Regions from separate parts of the Homo sapiens genome. Here region 2 is linked to region 1. A link is a loop called in an ENCODE intact Hi-C map of the cell type or tissue named here. Cell type or tissue: endothelial cell of umbilical vein. All regions are shown on one strand. Links, peaks and the distances in the headings refer to the core of each region. The heading gives the core; the rest is flanking DNA.

What was found. A loop is a pair of places that touch in the nucleus more often than their neighbours do. Peaks named below come from ENCODE experiments on the same cell type or tissue, not always from the same donor. Only the 100,000 strongest peaks of a DNase experiment are listed, where the experiment ranks them.
Region 2: a loop joins it to region 1, with 2.6 times the contacts of the local background. A loop is called at or near these places in 2 of 110 quality-filtered maps.

The regions. Positions count from the first base shown.
Region 1 is chr7:120,397,653-120,408,925 of GRCh38, reverse strand. The region is part of intron 1 of KCND2 (potassium voltage-gated channel subfamily D member 2); the gene reads right to left. Among named protein-coding and RNA genes, the nearest start is that of KCND2, 130 kb to the right of the region's middle. In endothelial cell of umbilical vein, for the core only: no CTCF peak of the experiment used is centred there; a DNase peak (open chromatin) is centred at 6,415; H3K27ac peaks cover 1,510 bases.
Region 2 is chr7:120,314,957-120,326,229 of GRCh38, reverse strand. All of the region lies in intron 1 of KCND2 (potassium voltage-gated channel subfamily D member 2), which reads right to left. Among named protein-coding and RNA genes, the nearest start is that of KCND2, 47 kb to the right of the region's middle. RefSeq lists an enhancer at 10,782-10,901. In endothelial cell of umbilical vein, for the core only: no CTCF peak of the experiment used is centred there; a DNase peak (open chromatin) is centred at 5,409.

The sequences.
Region 1 (11,273 bases), core at 1,906-9,905:
TTAAGGTATTTTTGCGCTCATATCATGTAATTTAAATACTCCACATATTGCATATTCAAGTCACCGTGTTTGGTAGATAGTGGTCTTCAAATATGTACTATGGAATTATTTGAAGAAACAAATCTATATAATAATGTCAAGAAGGAGGGAAAAAGAGTACCCTGTCTCTGATTCTGTCCGTCAATAAGTAAGAACATTGGATTCTGTGTGTATGTGTGTGTATGTGCACATGTGTGTGTGTCTGTTGGGGGGCAGGGGAGTGTTGATCACAATGACTCCTGAGGGAACAATGGAAGTCCCATTTTGAATTGAACATTAATAGAGCATACGACAACTTCCAAAACACCATTTGCATAATTCGAGTCTTAAACTTTTTGTTGTGTATTTCTTTTTCTCAGATCATACCCTTGCTGTTCCTCCTGTCTTGAGTATATGGTCTGTGTAGGCATTCTCATCATTTCCCCTGTCTTTACATGTTATATGTTGTGGTATAGTAGTGACTTACCAATCTTTACCTCTAGCTATAATAAAATCTTGCTCCATGGCTCGAGATATATGTCTGAATTATCTCTTAGGTAGATCCCCCTGTATGTACCATTAGGACCTCAAACTTGAAAGGACAACAATTTAATCTTACTGTTCGTCTTCCTGCACTGTTCCTAACCCACATCTCATTCTGCTCCTCTTTTGTTCTCCAAAATTGATTAGTGATGATATTTTTCATTTAGTATTTCGAGCTACAAACTCAACATGTATTCTCAATTCTTCCTTCTCCTTCGCATCCCTTCAATCATCATGGGTTTATAATTATATTCCCTAAATATTTTTGGACTAGATATTTTCTCTCCATTTTACCTGACTCAGCCTTGGTACAGGCCCCCATTTCTTAAACATGTGTTGCAAGAGCAAGAGCCTCTTCGCTTGTCACCAGAATAACTTTTTGAAATTATAAATCTGATCATGATTTTCTTCCTAGAATCATTCCTTGACTCCTCTTCACCTACACAATAAAGTGCAAACTTTTCAGTAAAACATCTACATCTCTCCAGCCTCATCTTTCATCTCTTAACTCTTCATATAGTATGTTTGAGAAATGTAGAATTATTTCATATTTCTGGAAGACATGAAGGCATTTATGTTTTTATATGTTAATGTTTTTATAATATGATTACAATTTTATAAGGTTTCTATATTATATTATTATATTTTTATATTATAAAGTTTTTATACTACATAATAACTGAATATTTACATAGAAGTTATTACATACCAGACTGTTAACATGCTTTATATGCATTATAAACTTTATAGTAACCATCTGGAGTTGGTCTTAGTTTGTCCATTTTACAGGTGAAAAAACTGAGGCACAGAAAGGAGAGTATATTATCCAATACCACATAGCTGGTTAGTGATGGAACCAAAATTCAAGCATCAGTGGTCTGGATCCAAAGTCCATGTGCCTAAACACTACAGTATGCCTGCCTCTCCCTTTGGAGTCTTATTATTGCATGCATGAAGTGCTGTCACACTTTTGGGGGGTTTGTTTATAACTACACTATGAGCTCTTTCAAGATAATGTGTACTTCTTATGTATCTCTACATTCTTACTCTCTAATAAACTGTTGGCACACAATAGAGCCAATAAAACTTCTTCACCTTCCTGCTCAACAGCGACAAAAAAAACAGTATTTCCTAAGTTTTGTTCTATGTACACATCTACGCTGTGGGATGATTCACGGGAAAAACATTTCACATTCAAATGTGTTTGGGGGTTCATCTGGTCTCTGTCTTCCTCTTGGAGTTTCACAATGCACATTAATACAACCATAGCGCCATGAAGGTGTATTATAGGAAATTTTTTTTTTCATTGAGAATTTCCCAAATATATTTGAACTTCAAAATCTCACTCACGCCCTTACTGCATCCCCGAGGAATAGCTATCACATCTTATGAAACTACTGTTTTGAAGACTGTGCTCTGTGAAATTCTGATTTAAGAGATAAAGACAAAATCACATAGCCAGGCATTCAAAAGTCATCATATCCTGACTCTAAGCTAATTTTCTAGTTTTTCTACTCTATACAGATACCCTTCATATAGCCATGCTCATTCTTATCTTAAAAACGATCATTTTACTTTCTTATCCCTCTGCCTTAGCTGTGGGCATTTCTCACACTTCTTAATCCTAGAATGACTTTCCTGCCCTGTTTCCATTCTTCATTTCTCAGCTCAATTCCTAACTTTGCATTAATGTGTATCTCACCTCTCCAGTAAAGCAATCTTTTCTTGTGAACTCCTTTAGCAATTATTGCCTACACCATTAATTTTGCTATTAATCAGCTATTGCTGTGTTACATATTTCTATTGTTGACAAGAAAGGTTATTTAAATTATTAGTGTGCATGTGTTTTGCTTTTGAAAAAAAGTCATTAAATTCTATGACCTGAATTCTCCCCATGTCTACCCAGGGCAGTATTGGAAGCACACCCTAAAAGCCTGATATTTTGTTGTTCCCTCTAAACCAGCAGAAGAGATTTGCTAAAATCACAAGCTTCACTGAATATTAATGCAGTGAAAGAAAATTTCATATGATTGAGAGTTTACATCTTTTATGTTGTACAAACCAGGTTGATTTTGAGATTACTAGAAGAAAAGTGTGTATTTTAAATACACCACTTTGAATTTTATTTGAATTAATGATCCTTTTGATGGGGAAAATTTTTTTCAAGAAGTAAAAGTAAATTGTGTCCATTTTATTTAACGATTGGTAGGCCATAGTTATTCACCAGATATCATATGCCTCTCTGGCTTCCCTGGGAAAAAATAAATATATTACATTAAGATATTTGTTTGTGATGAGAACTGAATTCTAAAGTAGTTCCTTTATACCACCTTCATAAGACAAATGCACCTTCCTGAAAACACATAACTGAGAAATGAAAGCTACAAACAAATGAATTTTCCTTTTTAAAAAAATCACTAACCAATACCTACTATACCATGACAGAAACCAATAAACACTCAATGCAATTTATAGTTTCACTAGCATATGGAATTTTCCCAGGAGCTTTCCTGGTGTCTAAACCAATACCACAAAATGTATTGAATACTCCTACCTTCATTCTACACTTAATATCTGTCATGATTTTACCTTTAGAAAGACAAATTAGTCCTATGATGACAAGTAGTTCAGTAACCACCTGACAAACAAGAAGGTTTTTAAAAATATCTGTTCTCTTAATTTTGATTTTGATGTGATATCTATAGTTATAAATTTTGCAGATATAACCTTATAACTGTGTGCATGTGAATGATATCTTTTAGTGCTTATTTACCCATTTTTACTTGAAACATTTATGGAAATATACATGGAAATGTGTTATCTCTCTAACATCATGGAAAAATTATGTTGTATTTTAAACAAGTCATCAGAATAAGACATGATCTTTCACTAAGATGTGTTTTCCATAACTCTTTCTTGTTTCTAAGCTTCATTTGTATCAGTATCAATCCCCACTATTCAGTCCATCTGGACCTGTGGCACTATCAGTCACTCCTGAAGAAATGTCAGGAGAAGACATTAGAAACTCAAGTGGGATTCACCACATTAGATATCACAGTGACAGGCTTTGTAAAGTTGGCTTGAACTAGCACATGGTAAATGTTAGCTTTAAAATTGAAAATGACGAATGATGGACTGGACTTAATTTAACACAACCTTTATTACTTGCATTGGCTTTTAAAAGACTAAACCTGTACTGGACATTTTTAATTCTGGCCCCTTTGAAAAAAAATGTAGATCTTTTGCTTCCTTAAGATAATTCATAAAATATAAATGGAAGTACTTAAATCACAAATCTGACAATTTTTCTTCATTATCTTGTTAACTGCAAATAAACAACAGCATCCAGACTTTGTTAAATTCATTCCCAAAGGGATTTTCTATAGAGTCAAATGTAACTTTGGAGTGACTGAATCTACTTGTGTATGGTAATTATATTATCTATCTTTACATATATAAAATGAGGTGCCTGATTTTATCTGCAATGCCCATTATGATACAGGGCATTTGTTATTTGCTCCATCAATATTTGTGAAAGAGAAGAAAGGGAAGGAAGGAGGAGGAGCTACAAAAGACAAATTCACAAAGGTCCCCCCCCAAAAATCAGTGCTAATCAAAGAGAATCCTAGAATTTTCATCCTCTATCACACATATCAAAAATGAATCTAAGAAAGGTTAAGAGTAACATAGGTTATTACTGGCAAAGCTGGGTTTAGAACCCTAGCCTGAATCACAGGCTCATGCCCTGATAGAAGTTTGCCTTCCACGGGTATCAGGACTAACAGGAAACAAGCATTTCCCTGGCCTAATGTTATCTGTGTAGTTTTTCTTTCTTTTTTCCTGCAAATCTATGAATTTTTCTCATTTTCCTTGCTTTACAGTATTTCCTCATCTTTTAAACATGTTTAGATAATCCAACAAGCTATAAACAGCTTTTGTAAAAATAAAGAAATGTGACATTAAGAGATGTCACAAATGTAGAGATGTTCAGAATATGCTGTATTCAACCAGTAATGCTGCAAAGGTTGGAAAAAATGACATGTACTAATGAAACCTATGGCACTAATGAGAGGGTCTCGTGTCACACAGTATCATAAAATCTTCCCCAAGGTTCATTATTAAACCATGTTGATGATGTCATTTTTAGTAAATTCAGGAGTGACTCATTCCTGGCTGACAGGTAAGTACAGATACTGTTAAGTTACCTCTAAAGCCCTGTCAGTAAACTTGTCAGAAAATAAAACAGAATGTCATTATTAGTAAAACAAGAAAGCCCAAACTCTCTAGTTTTTTTGTCTTAATAAACTGAAATTTTATGTGTGGTTTCTGCTGAAATGTTAATTTCCAAGCATAGTTTTAATGAATATGCTTTACAGAAAAAAAAATCATGTTTGTATTTCACAATAAAAATTCTGAAAATGATTTTCTTCACATTAGTCTCAATGTGCAAAAATACCTTGAGATTCTTTTAAAAAAATCTTGTTATTTTAATTTTTTTTATAGGCAGAAGAAGAATTAAATTTCTATTTCACTAAACAAAAAACAGTCATTGTTTATATCTGGAAAAAACATTTTAAAATGTCACTCTGATCAATAAAATTAGACATATGTGTTGTTATATAAATGTATTTTCTTCCCCAAAATTATTTACTTGTATTTCATGTTGTTTTAATTAAATTAAAAATTTGAATGTGAAATTGTTTTCAATTATAAGTCTTACGTTAAAAAAAAAAATCACCTGGCATGGTGGCTCATGCCAGTAATCCCAGTACTTTGGGAGGCCTAGGCAGGTGGATCATTTGAGGTCAGAAGTTTGAGACCAGCCTGACCACATGATGAGACCCTGCCTCTTTTAAAAAGACCAAAAAAAAAAAAAAAAAAATTAGCCGGGCCTGGTAGCCATCGCCTGTAATTCCAGCTACCAGGAGGCTGAGGCAGGAGAATTGCTTGAACACGGGAGGCAGAGGTTGCAGTAAGCCATGATCGCACCACTTTACCCCAGCCTGGGTGACCGAGGGAGACTCTGTCTATAAAAGAAAAAAAAAAAAAACATGAATAATAGGGTGATTTGACTAAATTTCTGGGCCAATCTGTAGCTGCCATCTCTTCAGACATCTTCTTAGCTGGCAGAGGGAGAAGAGTATCCTCTTCTCTCAGTCACAAATTCTCTCTTTTAGGAACTTGGAATTGGGATTAAGATATTATAATTTGGTTTGGGTTAATCCCTGGAAGGGAGAATTTGTCAACTCTTGGGAGCTTGGGAGCTTTGGCTAAGTCATCTTTACATATGGACAATGCAGGAGAGAAAGCCAGACTGTGGAAAGCAAAAACGTTTAAAGTTCAGACACATTGTTATGTAAGTTCAGTATCTTCTGTATTTCCAGTTATGCTTCCCAAGTTTACTTATTACATACCAGTCCCATTATACATTCTTGGCTTAAAGGATTGAATATCTATTCTGTCACTCAACAGTAATAATATAAGGAGATTTTAAAAGAAGATGTTTAATCTTCATTAAGATTTTAACCTTATCTACTGCAAGCTCCCTTGGTCTAATCATCTATTCAAAATATGTAGATTATGTAAGCAAACTATGTCAAAAAGATAATATAAAATTAAATATTTGCAGGTTCATTTTAAGTCCCTGGGAACATTTTTAAAAGTACACTGGAATTTATTATCAAAGTTCTTCCTGTAAGAAACAAAATGAATCATCTTTAGAGGGAAATGAAAAATTTCACTCTCAGGTACAGAAGCATGTGACTAATACTCTGAAAATAGCAACTAGCTTGGCAATAACCAAAGAAAGAAACTACTGCAACATTAATCCACATAGTGTAACTGACTTGATACTGCCTCCTTCAATATCTTTCATATCTTAAGATAATATCCACTATCGCCTGCTTCAACTGAGAAAAAAAAGTTAAAAAAATTAAAAACAACAACACTTAGGTCAGAAAATAAATGTTTATCGTTTTCAAAAGCTGGAATGCATTCAGTTACTACAATCATTCCGTTGTACTCCCCGTTCTTTGTTTTCTTAGCATCCTTTTTTGTGGGGGAAGGGATGCACATGGGAAGCTTCCTTAATTTAAGTTCCTTTCATCTGAAGATTTCAAAAGCTTTGCTGATGGCTATTATTTACAGTAGCTGAGTAAATGGGAGCACAGAGCCAATGGGAAGCTATAACTATTCTATAAATGAAATACAAAGCATTAGAATCTTGTTAAAACAAGTCAAGATGTAAAATGTCTTAGGCATTCTGCTTCATTCTGAACTCATTTTCCGTTTGTTAAAGCAATTCACCATTTTGTCACCCTTTTCTTACATTCTTATAACAATAACAATTTTGGTTACTTATTCAGAAATATTGAGCCATCGGGCCCTAATTTTGTTTTTAGAAATTAAGCCCAGCTGATGTACTACCAATGAGGATATACTTAAAAAGAGTGGTGGGGTATGTATAACAGTATGACATGCAATTTCAATGTGCTTTAGGATATAAGTTATTCAGAGAGAAAGAAAGGATAGAAAAATAAGTCTTAGACTCAAAATTGATGGAAAACTGAATACAGGAAAGTGCTACTATAGGAAAGGGATAGAATAACAAAGCAAATCTACAACAAGATAATTTTGGACAGAAGGCTACTAAGACAACAGATGAGGAGAAGAGTTGTGTCAGAGGCAGAAATGTGTGGCTAAAGATGGGGGGAAGAGGACTGACGCCTTATAAACACAGTAATATTTCTAATAATGAAATATCTATCAAAGCTTTTGAAAGCCACAGCTCCCATACCTGGTCAATCATCAAAATCACCTAAATAGCTCATATATATGGATTCCCACTGTGTGCTCCCTAGAAATACTGATTTAGTAGAACTGGCTCAGAGTCCATAAATTTGTACAGTATTTTTAAAAGGTTTTATGGTGAATTAGAAAGTATAAATGTTTTAGATGTAACTTTCCACAATGGGCAGTACCTCAAAAGCATATCTAACTCTGGGAACAGCACATACTTCCCTAGTTCCCATTTACTAACATGAAAAAGGCAGCTTAAAATAGGAACTGAAAAAAGACAGGTTTGTCTTGAGATTAGATGTCACACTCAGGCCGTTTTTTGATGTCAGTACAGCTGCATGGTCTGTATCTTGAGATGCTACCGTGCTATCTGTCCTAGATTTTTTGCTCCCTGCTTTTCTCTCAGTTTGAACCATGGGATAGTGACACCAAATGCAGTCCAATTGGAACACTGGATCCATAGGCTGTCCTGTAATCTGTCCATATTACCAAATTTGTCTTTTACCTTCTACTCATGCTGACCTCACAAATCTAAGAGGCACAGAATCAGAGAAGTTACCAGAGTGCCCCATGGTCACTTTAGGTCTTCTTCTTCTTTTTTTTTTTTAATAGTACATGCAGTGCTCATTTAATTTGACCCTCTTTATTCACAATCAATTAACACTTAATTGCCCAAAGATTTGCTAAAGGTTATCTGAATCAAGAAGTTTTCTTGATCTCATTAGTGTTATTTATATCAATATTTTTAAAGAGTGATCTTTGCTCCAAATGAGAAACACTGGTGTCCTTGTTAGATGCACAGTCACAGACTGCATAGCCTACTGAATTAGAATCTATGTGTGCAGGAGTTAGATATCTGCATTTTAAAATGAAGTTCTGCACATAACTTCTATGCACATTAAAGTTTGAGGATTGTTGGTAAACACAGTGGTAGTTTAATTGATTAAATAATTATTTACTTTAATTGATTAAATAATTATTTACTTTATTAATTGATTTCACAAACAATTTGTTGCTTTCTAGGAGCCAGTCATTTAACAGGCTATGGGAGTATAAAGACAGTTTGAAAAAAGTGTATTACCTTCCAGTGGGAAAGACAGACAATCAATAGATACACATGGAAACGTGTTACTTTCAGTTCTGGTGATTCTGAAAAGTTGTTTGATAGCTGAGTAACTTTAGTGACATGACTTTGCTTTATTGGAGTATGGTTGTTTGCTGTTTAGTTTATAGTGAAAAAAAGTCATAAAATACATTTTTTAAAATTTTCTCCAAGGAGCCTAAAGTACTCCTCCTTATTGTAGAACCCTTTTGCATTCAGATATTTAAATATGGCATATGTGTTAATATACAAATTGTTGTGTTCAAGTGTAACCTAAAAAGTCAAAACAAAAGAGTCATGTTAATAGTCAAAATGCTTTGACCCCTATTTTTGCTGCTGTTCCGTAAGGCATTATAACATGTTTTGAAATAATATAATTGAGTTTTGGTGTTTCATGGACACAATGTCACTGAAATTTTAATTTATAAAATTAGTTAGAGGCCGGGTGCGGTGGCTCATGCCTGTAATCCCAGCACTTTGGGAGGCTAAGGCAAGAGAATCACATGAGGTCAGGAGTTTGAGACCAGCCTGGGCAACATGGTCAAACTCTGTCTCTGCTAAAAATATGAAAATTTGTCAGGCGTGGTGGCAGGCACCTGTACTTCCAGCTACTCAGGAGGCTGAGGCAGGAGAATTGCTTGAACCTGGGAGGCCAAGGTTATAGTGAGCCGAGATCACACCACTGCATTCCAGCCAGGGTGACACAAGGAGATTCTGTTTCAAATGAATAAATAAATAAATAAATAAATAAATAAATAAATAAGGTAAAAATAAAATTAGCTAGGGTTAAATTATTGGATAAATATATATGAAAATTATTACGTGAAGAATAACATTATAAAAAACAAATCTTTGAAGCATCTACACATTATTTATTGTTAACTATTTCCAAATGTTTAAGTGGAGTTTTTGGAAACATGGGAAATTTTAATACAATGATCACAATACTATATAGAGAGAAGTTAAAGGTTTTATATCAGATTACATAAATGACAGGATAGCTAACATTTTTTATTTTTAAGTAGTAAAAGTAAAACCTATATTTTCTCAAATGCAAGATGCCCTTTGTTTTTTTCCTCTAATGTTTTTTTCTCTATGTTTTTTTCTCTTATGTAATGTAAGAACCATGAATACACCATAAACTCTGATGACAGAGTCTGATCCCATGTTGTCAGGGAGACGATATAATGTGATGAATGCTATAATAGTTATCACTGAGCCAAATACGCTGTTACAACTACCAATCATTAAATATCATATTAAATATAAAATATTTAAAAATATTATGCTTCTACTATATAGTATATACAATAGCCAACACTAAAGGGAATACAAGATGAATAAAGGCCTTATGTCCTGTAAGCTGATGAGACAAAGACATACGTATTATAATTTAAGATAATGTAAAGTGGGTGTTAAGAGGAAGTACAAGCAAAGAGCGCAAAAGGTGAGATTGGCTTCAGCTGGAGTGATTTAAAAAAGGCTTTATGGAGGGGAGAGAACTGGGCAGCGTAACAAGCTGGTTGGTTTATCAGCTTCTCTTCATTTTCACCACGTCTAAGACATGGCCTCTATCCTATGACCTACTCTAACAGTTTCCCTATTGTTTTCTTGCCACCAGTTTCTCCTCTACTTTAGTCCATTAAGGGTACTTTCCTTGTACAAACATTTTGTCACTCCTTTATTGAAAAACTTTTTCTCACTTTTTGCACAAATTACTGAACTTCTTAGCAAGGTGTGGGTGACTCCACATTCAAGGTAGACACAAAACATACTTCTGACTACCACCTCATTTCATTAAAAACAAAACAAATCAAACAAAAACACCTTTTACTGTTTGCATTGTATATCTTTGCATTTTGACAAATTCCTACTTACACTAGTAGAGCTCGATCAAATACTATTTTTTCTGTAAAGCCTCCACAAACTTCCCCACTCACTCCCTCTAGAGACACTTCATTCAGGCATCTCTTGCAGCCATTTTATAGAAGTGAATCTGTTTTATGTAAACATATTCTGCACAGACACAAAGTTGAGATAATGGCCTACTGGTCTTTGTATCCTAGTCATCTAGCACAGTGCCTGGAAAATAGTAGGTGCTCAGTAAATAATTTTTTAAAAAGGTGAATGAATTAATGATCATAGAAGAGAAGCTTCATATGATTTCCAAGATAATTCTCAATATATATTTTTGCTATTTTTCATTTACAAGATGTATTAGTTCTTATTTTCTATTATCACTTCTATGAGGTCATTGTCATCTTACTGTTAAATATATATATATGTGTGTGTGTGTGTGTGTATATATGTATATACATATAAAATCTCCTAGTATTGCCATGCTATGCATTCAGAACGTAGCCAACTTTACAACCAGCTAGCTGAAATTTAATTAACTAAAACATATTTGGCTGGAAAAAGAGCAAATATATATATATATATATATATATATATATATATATATATATACACACACACACACACACACACACTTATATACACACACATATAGTTATGTATATGTACTTTTTTTCAAAATTGTACAAGTCCTTGGAAACAGCAATCAATTTTTAGGAATTTAGGAATTTGCTAACAGTAAATAATTTAAATTGTTTAACTCTATATTTACTACACAAATATATTTAAATAGGTAGAAAAGTAAAACATCTGAAATATCTTACCAATATGACAATATAGAAAAATATTTAATCATATGGGGAACAATGTTAATTATATATTGTTAAGTAAACTGTAGGTTACAAAATTCATCTAACAGAAATGCTAAATCTACAACCTGAATATACACTTCCTG
Region 2 (11,273 bases), core at 1,385-9,384, 82 kb after region 1:
AAGGAAGAGTAGGCAACATCTGCATAGGTACATTCGTCATTAGTCCTCCCCAATCAAGTGCATATTTAATATACAAACTGTTCTATATTTACTCAATATAAGTATTTACATTTCTATACAATGATATTTTAATAATACATTAACTTCAGTAAACAAAATGATCCCCAAAATACTTTCATTTATAAATGTTTATGTGAGCCCAACCACTTCTCATTTATCAAGCTCATGTCTTTAAAAAATCAATTTGTACAATTAAGAAAAACTTTGAAAACCAGTGTACCTAATTTCACTGGTAATTGAACTATTATTCTCCTGCTTTCCCTTTGATGTCAGCTTTCTTCTCCTGCTGTGAATACAGGGTTCCTTTAGGACCCAAGTTTGACCCCACATAGCAGTACCCATCAATGCCACCTCAGTGATCATAAACTCCAAAAATCTCAACTCAAACCAACACCACTTTTTTTAAATGGCTGGTTCTATTTTTAAAATATTATCAGTTTTTCTTCCAAGTTATTATTTTCACCTATTAATTAAAACCATTGTGCTACATCAAAAAGCTTATCCACCATGATCAAGTGGGCTTCATCCCTGGGATGCAAGGCTGGTTCAATATACGCAAATCAATAAATGTAATCCAGCATATAAACAGAGCCAAAGACAAAAACCACATGATTATCTCAATAGATGCAGAAAAGGCCTTTGACAAAATTCAACAACTCTTCATGCTAAAAACTCTCAATAAATTAGGTATTGATGGGACATATTTCAAAATAATAAGAGCTATCTATGACAAACCAACAGCCAATATCATACTGAATGGGCAAAAACTGGAAGCATTCCCTTTGAAAACTGGCACAAGACAGGGATGCCCTCTCTCACCACTCCTATTCAACATAGTGTTGGAAGTTCTGGCCAGGGCAATTAGGCAGGAGAAGGAAATAAAGGGTATTCAATTAGGAAAAGAGGAAGTCAAATTGTCCCTGTTTGCAGATGACATGATTGTATATCTAGAAAACCCCATTCTCTTAGCCCAAAATCTCCTTAAGCTGATAAGCAACTTCAGCAAACTCTCAGGATACAAAATCAATGTGCAAAAATCACAAGCATTCTTATACACCAACAACAGACAAACGGAGAGCCAAATCATGAGTGAACTCCCATTCACAATTGCTTCAAAGAGAATAAAATACCTAGGAATCCAACTTACAAGGGATGTGAAGGACCTCTTCAAGGAGAACTACAAACCACTGCTCAAGGAAATAAAAGAGGATACAAACAAATGGAAGAACATTCCATGCTCATGGGTAGGAAGAATCAATATCGTGAAAATGGCCATACTGCCCAAGGTAATTTACAGATTCAATGCCATCCCCATCAAGCTACCAATGCCTTTCTTCACAGAATTGGAAAAAACTACTTTAAAGTTCATATGGAACCAAAAAAGAGCCCTCATTGCCAAGTCAATCCTAAGCCAAAAGAACAAAGCTGGAGGCATCACACTACCTGACTTCAAATTATACTACAAGGCTACAGTAACCAAAACAGCATGGTACTGGTACCAAAACAGAGTTATAGATCAATGGAACAGAACAGAGCCCTCAGAAATAACACCGCTTATCTACAACTATCTGATCTTTGACAAACCTGAGAAAAACAAGCAATGGGGAAAGGATTCCCTATTTAATAAATGGTGCTGGGAAAACTGGCTAGCCTTATGTAGAAAGCTGAAACTGGATCCCTTCCTTACACCTTATACAAAAATCAATTCAAGATGGATTAAAGACTTAAACGTTAGACCTAAAACCATAAAAACCCTAGAAGAAAACCTAGGCATTACCATTCAGGACATAGGCATGGGCAAGGACTTCATGTCTAAAACACCAAAAGCAATGGCAACAAAAGCCAAAATTGACAAATGGGATCTAATTAAACTAAAGAGCTTCTGCACAGCAAAAGAAACTCCCATCAGAGTGAACAGGCAACCTACAAAATGGGAGAAAATTTTTGCAACCTACTCATCTGACAAAGGGCTAATATCCAGAATCTACAATGAACTCAAACAAATTTACAAGAAAAAAACAAACAACCCTATCAAAAAGTGGGTGAAGGACATGAACAGACACTTCTCAAAAGAAGACATTTATGCACCCAAAAAACACAGGAAAAAATGCTCACCATCACTGGCCATCAGAGAAATGCAAATCAAAACCACAATGAGATACCATCTCACACCAGTTAGAATGGCAATCATTAAAAAGTCAGGAAACAACAGGTGCTGGAGAGGATGTGGAGAAATAGGAACACTTTTACACTGTTGGTGGGACTGTAAACTAGTTCAACCATTGTGGAAGTCAGTGTGGCCATTCCTCAGGGATCTAGAACTAGAAATACCATTTGACCCAGCCATCCCATTACTGGGTATATACCCAAAGGACTATAAATCATGCTGCTATAAAGACACATGCACACGTATGTTTATTGCAGCATTATTCACAATAGCAAAGACTTGGAACCAACCCAAATGTCCAACAATGATAGACTGGATTAAGAAAATGTGGCACATATACACCATGGAATACTATGCAGCCATAAAAAATGATGAGTTCATGTCCTTTGTAGGGACATGGATGAAATTGGAAATCATCATTCTCAGTAAACTATCGCAAGGACAAAAAACCAAACACCACATATTCTCACTCATAGGTGGGAATTGAACAATGAGATCACATGGACACAGGAAGGGGAACATCACACTCTGGGGACTGTTGTGGGGTGGGGGGAGTGGGGAGGGATAGCAGTGGGAGATACACCTAATGCTAGATGACGAGTTAGTGGGTGCAGCACACCAGCTTGGCACATGTATACGTATGTAACTAACCTGCACGTTGTGCTCATGTACCCTAAAACTTAAAGTATAATAATAAAAAAATAAATAAATAAAACCATTGTGCTAATCCAAACTAACACAGGAACAGAAAACCAAACACCGCATGTTCTCACTCATAAGTGGGAGTTGAATAATGAGAACACAGGGCACAGGTAGGAGAACATCACACACCAGGGCCTGTCGGGGGTGGGAGGTAAGGAAAGGGAGAGTATTAGGGCAAATACCTAATGCATGCGAGGCTTGAAACCTAGATGATGGGTTGATAGGTGCAGCAAACCACCATAGCACATGTATACCTATGTAACAAACCTGCTCGTTCTGCACATGTATCCCAGAACTTAAAAACAAAACATCATTGTGCTGATCAATGACTTTGTTTTAAAACTATTTATTTTATACTATAAATCAGAAAATTATAATTAAAGCATTCATTTTAGTAATATCTAGAATCTAATTTAAAATTTTCAATTTAATGGCACTAGATAAAAAACAAAGAATTGATTGATCTAACCCTTAAACACCGTGTATTCAGACAGATTTTCTGTTATCAAAAGACAAAGTTACTGAGTTTTACTCAAGACATAGAAAATGCTAATAACTAGCTAACACAGAGGAGTGCCATCTTTCATTCTTAACCGGAGTTAACACCCAGAGAACAGGATATGGAGACTTTTTAGATGTTAGACAATGCCAGTGACAAAATTAAAATAAATATTTCCTTTGTAAATGAAAAAAATCTGAAATATGCATAACATCTCATTATGCAAGCTACACAAAATTGTAGAATCACAACCATAAGTTACATTAGAAATAACTAGAAATAATTTTGTTTGCTTTATGAACTGTATTCCTTAAAACACCATAAACTTTAACTTATGCTATACCTGTCAATGATGTTTAGCAGAAAGAGCAGTAGACAAAGAAAGGGAGTTAGGTTTTGTTTTTATCCTGTCACTGAGGATGTTCTACCTATGTGAAGCAATTTATATCCGTGAGTCTCAGTTTCCCCATCTGCAAAGTAATATAGAACAAGTGGCTGCTGATTTACATTATATTTCTAAATGTTATATGCCTATTAAATCCAAGCAGCTTATATTTGACATAGAAAAGTGCTATGAACTAGGACATCTTATTTCCTCCATTGATTTTAATTATGCTTTTTTTTAAAAAAAGGTTTTTTACTGACATATCAATATTTAATTTACTTGATATTAAATTTTCTTTATTTTCTAAATTTAAAGGTATTTGTGATTTTTTACTTTGTTTTTAATACACATAATTTAATGCCTATGAATCATTAACTTGTTCTCTCTACTTGCAATATCCTTATCATTTTTTGTAGATATTTCTGTGGGAATTTCCTACTCATATTTTCTCATTAATATTAACATCATCTTCTCTGAGCTTCCATACTGCACTTGGAACATATTTTATGTATTTTAGCATCTTCCGAATGTTATACGGAGTATTCAACAAATGCTTATTGAGAAATGATTAACTGTGATTAGGTTGGTGAGGACAGAAAGATACCCAAAATTTGGTTTCTTTTATAAAAGACTTAATCATGAAATATGGAACAGCAAGCGTGTTGGACATAAAAAGAACATTAGGCAGTATATGTAAAGAAAAGGACTCCAGAGCAAAGTCAATAAATGGAAGAAAAAGTGTTGCTTGTGTGTATATTCCATGCTAGGCACAATGCAATGTACTTTCACCTTTGTAATCTCTAATATGAGATATTTTAAAAGTATAAACACATTTTTATAGTTTCAGTAACAAGAAAAAAAATAATATTCAAATATAAGTGGACAATAAATTTTTAAATAAAGTATATTGATATCCAAAAATATAAAGCCCTTAGACAAATTATGTTAAAAATCTGTAACTTTCTAACAAATAAATAATCCTGGGCCAGGAGCAGTGGCTCATGCCTATAACACTGAAGCTTTGGGAGGCTGAGGCAGGAGGATTGCTTAAGGTCAGGAGTTCAAGACATGCCTAAACAATGTAACAACACAAAAACAAAACAAAACAAAATAAAATCCAAAGATGAATACAGAAAAAACATAGATAGATGTAACTGTATATGAGAATGTAGTAAATCTGCACTTGTCACAAGTTATTATGATTATTAGTTTACTTCTTAGTATTTCCTACTAAATTAAAATAGTGGAGGGCTGAGGCTGTGTTCTTTACTGATATATATACAATGCCTACATAGCAAAAATCTACAAAAATATCTTGAATGGATTAATTTACAAATGCATACATACAGGAAAAAAAGGTTAGCATTTAATGCTGGGAAGGTACTATGAATTGGGCACTGTCAAACACTCACTTCTGACCTAGATTCGAAACTTGGAAACAAAAGCCCACTGAAAAATTCTTCACTCATTCATAAGCTATTTCCTTGCAGGAAGCTTACATTTCCACAGACGCTTTAACCTTAATATACCCCCAGTGAACTTATCTTCTCCAATAAACTTGCTCTTCCTGCATTTTTGTATTTTGATTAATGGTTCTACCCCTGACTCTATCAGCCAGGTTAGCGACAGAGCAATCACCTCCCTTCCTCTAAATCCTATTTCCACTTAGACTCTTAGTTCTTTGCTTTTGCTTTCTAAATGTGTCTCTCTTCTTTACTACATCTTCACTCTCATTTTCTTCCTTTGAAACCACTACAATAAACTTTTAATTGACTTTCCTGCTTTCAATGTCAACCCTGCTTCAATCAATTTTCCAAAGTGCAGCTACATTGTTACTTCTTGTCTTGAAATTCCTTAGTGATCCCCTGTCTTTGACAGGATAAAGTGAAAGTCCTTTTGTAGAGTGGAAAGGCCTTTTCCCTAATTTGCCACCTTCATCTCTTCACCCTGGCTGCACTGTAAGCTTCGCACACTGAACCACTTGCCATTCCTTAGACATACCAAATTCTCACACTTACAGGTTTCACATCTGCTAGTCCCTGGGTGCCCATTCCAATCTTAGACAATGGTAGGGTCACATCCATTATACTAGGCTAGACCAAAGTGACACTTCTTATAGAAGTTAATCTTTCCTTAACTCTCCTTTGCAGATATAATAATTTGCTTTGTAACACCCCTGTACTTCTATACAATCCATTATTATACTTATATTACTATATTACGTGCCTGTCTTCCCTACACAATTTCTGTGTATCTCCAGTGTCTGGCACATACTCCCAATTCAAATTTTTTTCAATGTTTGTTATTGTACAAGTGGTACCAACTGACAAGCGCAAGATGAAACAGGACCACTCAGGTAAACTGAGTGACTCAATATATTTTAATTTCAGTATTTATTTAAATCAAATTAATAACAATCTTGCACTTTTGCATTTTCATAGGCCTAAACTAATATACGTTCTCTACCATTCAATGCTAACCAACTAAACTCTGCATGTTAAAGAAGAACAAAAAACAAAAAACTGCATGGCTTTAAAAGCAGCATGATACTAATTAGAATATATAGATTAAAAACATAAAATATAATATTGATTATATGGCTTCTACTATGTTAAATGGATGGCAAAATGTTTATATTAAGAATGGAAAAAATACCATAATTACATTAAATTGTATCTTTAGTTTCTTGACACAACTTATCTTCTTGGCTATCTAATTATCTTAACAATATTTTTGAAATGATTCCGAAATGTTTGAAATTACTGTGTTGTTTCAATGGCTTAAATGAAGAAGAGGTAAAAACATGGTATGTTTTAGATATATCGGCAAGAGTGTTATTTATTTTGACCTGCCTTTAGAAGCAGAAAAAGAACTTGCTTCTGGGTTACTGTATCCAATTCTCCTTCCTTTTCATAACCAATATGTCTAAAAGATTATCTACTGTATGAATAAATTTCAATTCCCAGAGCCTGTGCCTAATGTTAATAAGAATGTCTATTCTAATATAGAAAGTATATGTGATAGAAGAGTAAATGCAAGGTATGTGTCCCATTTTTTACTTGATATTTGTTTGAAAATGTGTAATTTTTTCTACTTGTCTATTAAAAATAAAAAGTACCTCCATAGCTATGCCCTTGTTACTCCACAATGATTCTGGAGGGATGCCTGAGATTATTTTAGAAGGCTTTAGAGGAAATAAGAAAAAAACCAAATAGCAAACTTAGAGTTCATTCAGGAAGAAAGATAATAGAGTCATCTCTATTAGCTAGCTTAATGGGAAGGAAACGCAGCTTAGAAAATATAAAATTAAACGCTCTGATGCTTCCATGTAGTAAAACTATGATAGGGAAGGAGAGGAGTGAGAAGTAATAGGTGAAAGGAAAACTGAGCAAATCTGTTGAATTGTAGTGATGATAATAGAACAAAATTATAAGTGAATATTTTAAACTACAAATCATCTTTACAATATTTGAAGTTTACCATAAGGTTAGTTTGTTTAATCTTCCTATTGCTATGTTTAATCTTCCTATTCACCCAACAAGTGAATGATGTTCTATTTGTTTCTAAATGTTTAATGCATTGTTCCAAAGATCAGTACAAACATGTGAAAAGCCATCTTCTGAATCTGATATGCTAGTATTCAATATGAACTTCATTTGTTTATATTGGTAAAAAGTATTTCGTTCCTGGTATTTCTTCATAACATGAGACCTGGAAGTTAATCCTGAAGCACTAAAATGTTAAACACACCACTGAAGAAAAAACTTTCTCATCAGATTTTATTTGGTTCTCAATCTCTGGATTTAGAACACCATGGAGTTATTTCAAGGAATTTTCCAGGCCAAATGAACAAGTAACAATGCTATCAAAGCAAATAAATATGTTGCCAAACACATAAGTGTTGTGACTGATGTTATAATTTATTAAAGTATTATAAAAGTATTGATTCAGCACAGTTTTGGTCATTATGAGTGCCCCAATTCACAGAGAATGCTATTCACCTTTCATATAGAATCAATGAGAGTATTTGACATTATTTCTGAAAGAGCCTAGGATTATGATCTAGACTTAGTGATATAAATCAAATTTTATATGTAATCATTCTTTGACTTTGCTTCCTATGGCATCACTATGTAATTTGTACAGTTTACACTTTACTATTTGTAGTCAACCCAACACCCACTCTGACTCTTAGGTCCACTCAATATAATTTTGTTTTCTCTTGTGCATTCTAACTCTAGTGTTGATACTAATTTTAGATGTGAGAACTGAAGCCACTTGCATTTTCCAGGTCTCAGCAATAAAGAATAAAAATTAGACAAGATTTACTCTAAAATTCTTTTCAAATCTAACATTTCATAACCCTCTGACATCTCTGACATCAACCCTCACACCTTAGAGAACATGGTGGCAAATACACAGCAGGTGCTTAATGAATGCTTGTTTAATTAATATGGCAGAGCCTTTACTACTTTATCTATCTAGGCTGACTGCAGGAAGATTGTGTATCTTAAAGTTTTTCACAAAACTAATTGTTGGAACATCTCAGAATTCTCTCCAACTGATTGATTTGAAATCATTGGCTTTATATTCTTCCCATAAAACTGTGGGGTTTTACGGCTTTATAGACAATAATGAGTACACTTAATTACACATGCACAGAAGCAATAATCTCTAAAGACAATTTAATTTCTGAAGCCATGTACTGCAATCTCAGCCATATCATAGAGTTACACAAATCAAATGCGGATGAAGTATAAGGATGAAAACCAATTTGTTGTACTTTGCAGTATTCTAAACCTATCCTTAAATTTTGGGTAACTAGTAACTAATAAGGTATATTAGAACTAAATAATGTAATAGGTACTTTTAATTAGAATGAGATGTTGTTGGTAAAAGATACATAATTCACACTGAATACAGAAAAATGCATTCCTTTTTTGGAGAAAAATGTAAAAATTAAATGTAATAATTAAAGACACAATTAATAATTAAAGACACAATTGACATGAGTTAGGTATGATACATATATATACATAGTGGTTGAAATATTGTAAAGGTTAATGAAATATTAATACAAAAATTACCTAATTTACAATTAATGCATATGTTAGAGAATTTGATGCCATCATTTTGATGTTTTTTTCAGAATATTTACAACTCATAATAAAAGCAGGTCAAAGTGTTCCTAACAGTTTATTGAAGAAGTTTGATATATATAATACTTCTGTTCAATAAAGTGTTGAATATATAAATGATTCATAAAAATTATCTGCAATTAGGGCCCGGCGTGGTGGCTCACACCTGTAATCCCAGCACTTTGGGAGGCCAAGGTGGGTGGATCACGAGGTCAGGAGATCAAGACCATCCTGGCTGACAGGGTGAAACCTAGTCTCTACTAAAAATACAAAAAATCAGCTGGGCATCGTTGAATGCGCCTATAGTCCCAGCTACTCTGGAGGCTGGGGCAGGAAAATCGCTTGAACCCGGGAGGCAGAGGTTGCTGTGAGCTGAGATTGCACCACTACACTCCAGCCTGGTGATGAAGTGAGACCTCGTCCCAAAAAAAAAAAAAATTATCTGCAATTAGGATGTCACAATCTGATTTTTTTTCCTTCACATAAAGTACAATAATTCAGTACAACAAAAAAAAGATATCATTCTTGGTCAAATGAAAAAATTTACACATGGACACTTCTAGTACACCTGTTTTAAAGGCTTAGTTTAGTCTTTTTTCATCGTAATCAGAATAAGTGGCCAATATGTCAACACAAATTGCAAATAAACTAATAAAAATGCAAACCTAAAATTTACATGAGTGGCTTTGGCTAACACTTAATAAATCCATTGGAATAAAAAGGAAACATTTATACCAAACTTTTACACATAGAAACAGTAACTTCCTACACGTGTGATGCTGAAAGCTTCAAAAGTCTAGGAGAAATGAGTTATTTCACAAATGAGTTTTGATTTAAATGTAAGTTCAAGGTAGTTATGAAAAACATTAGGGGAAATTGGAAAGACCTTGTTAAAATAATTGAGCTTACAGAAGCAGTGATAAGAATGTAAATCTGAAAATTGCCTCTGCATCACATAGCTAGCTAAATATTCTGAGAAGTAGAATCATTCTTCTTTCTCTCAAAGCAAAATTGGAGTTTTAATAGGCGCAAAGAAAAGTAGTACAGAAAGCAGAAGCACCTGGATTTCCAACTCTTGACAGAAATGTTAAGGCAAATGTAAAAGAGTATAGTTTTTTCTTTTAGGTTTCTAAAATGGAAGATAAACGCCAAATTTTAGTTTTTTATGATCTATTACGAACCATGAATGTATTTAGTTTTTTGGAATAAACAAATATTTCCACCTTTTCCTACTTTGAGCACCATCAATGAATGTTTAAGGTATGTATGAATTTGTTTTTGTATACTTTCCTTCTTTATGTTTCAATGTGTGCCTCCTCCCTCCAGAAATCTGGAATTCTGATACATCCACAAACACCTTTGGAAATGTTACCTAAAGATTCAATCACCTTCAATTTTCATCAGTTTTCAATGGATCAAATTTTTAGTCCATCTCACTATGTCTTAAAAATCTCAAATATTACACACACACACACACACACACACACACACACACACACACACACACACACACTGCTTATGGAAAAACCACAAAACATTTCGTGTCTCACTGCTTGACTTTCCCTACATTGACAACAATGATTTATGACTATGAAATTTACAGTATGCTGATAGAGGGGAACTATTTCAAGTGACTGACTTTCTGGGGGCTTTAGGGACTATCCCATAAGGGTGGCACCAGAATTTGTTGAAAATTTCATAGGCACTACGTGTGTTATTTTCTGTATCTGGCAAAATAATCGACACCGAGATTCACTGGAGAAGTATACAATGTAGGTGTCATTCTGATCCTTAGCCCTTTGCTTTCCTGTGGAAAATTCAAGGTTTACATTGTTTCCGGTTCCACTGTGTTACCCTAAAGATACCCTTAGGGCTTAACCGCCTAGAGACACTGAGAAGCATCCATGCTATGTAGAAAAAGGATTTTTCAGATTCAAGTTTAGTAAATATGAAGTCAAGTACTGTTTCCCACAGATGCACAAATTCCCACAGAAAACTCTTGGGTCTGTTCAAACTCTCCCTTTGTGGTTGAGAGTTAAGCCTGTCAATGAATGGTGGTGGGGAACGTGGAAGACAGCAGGAACCCTAATGAAATGCTCAGAGAGATTCGATTCTTTCAAGCTTGCATGGATCTGAAATAAATCATATTAATAGATGCTTTTTTTTCCCTTTACAAAGCAATTTAAGTTGAACTAAGCTGTAATCAGTTGGTAAATTGATAATTTACTTCCATATATCTTTCAACAATTGTACTTTTTATATCTTCCATAGATGTGTGTGTATGTGTGCATGTGTGTGCTGTGCATGCTTTCTTTTAAAAAA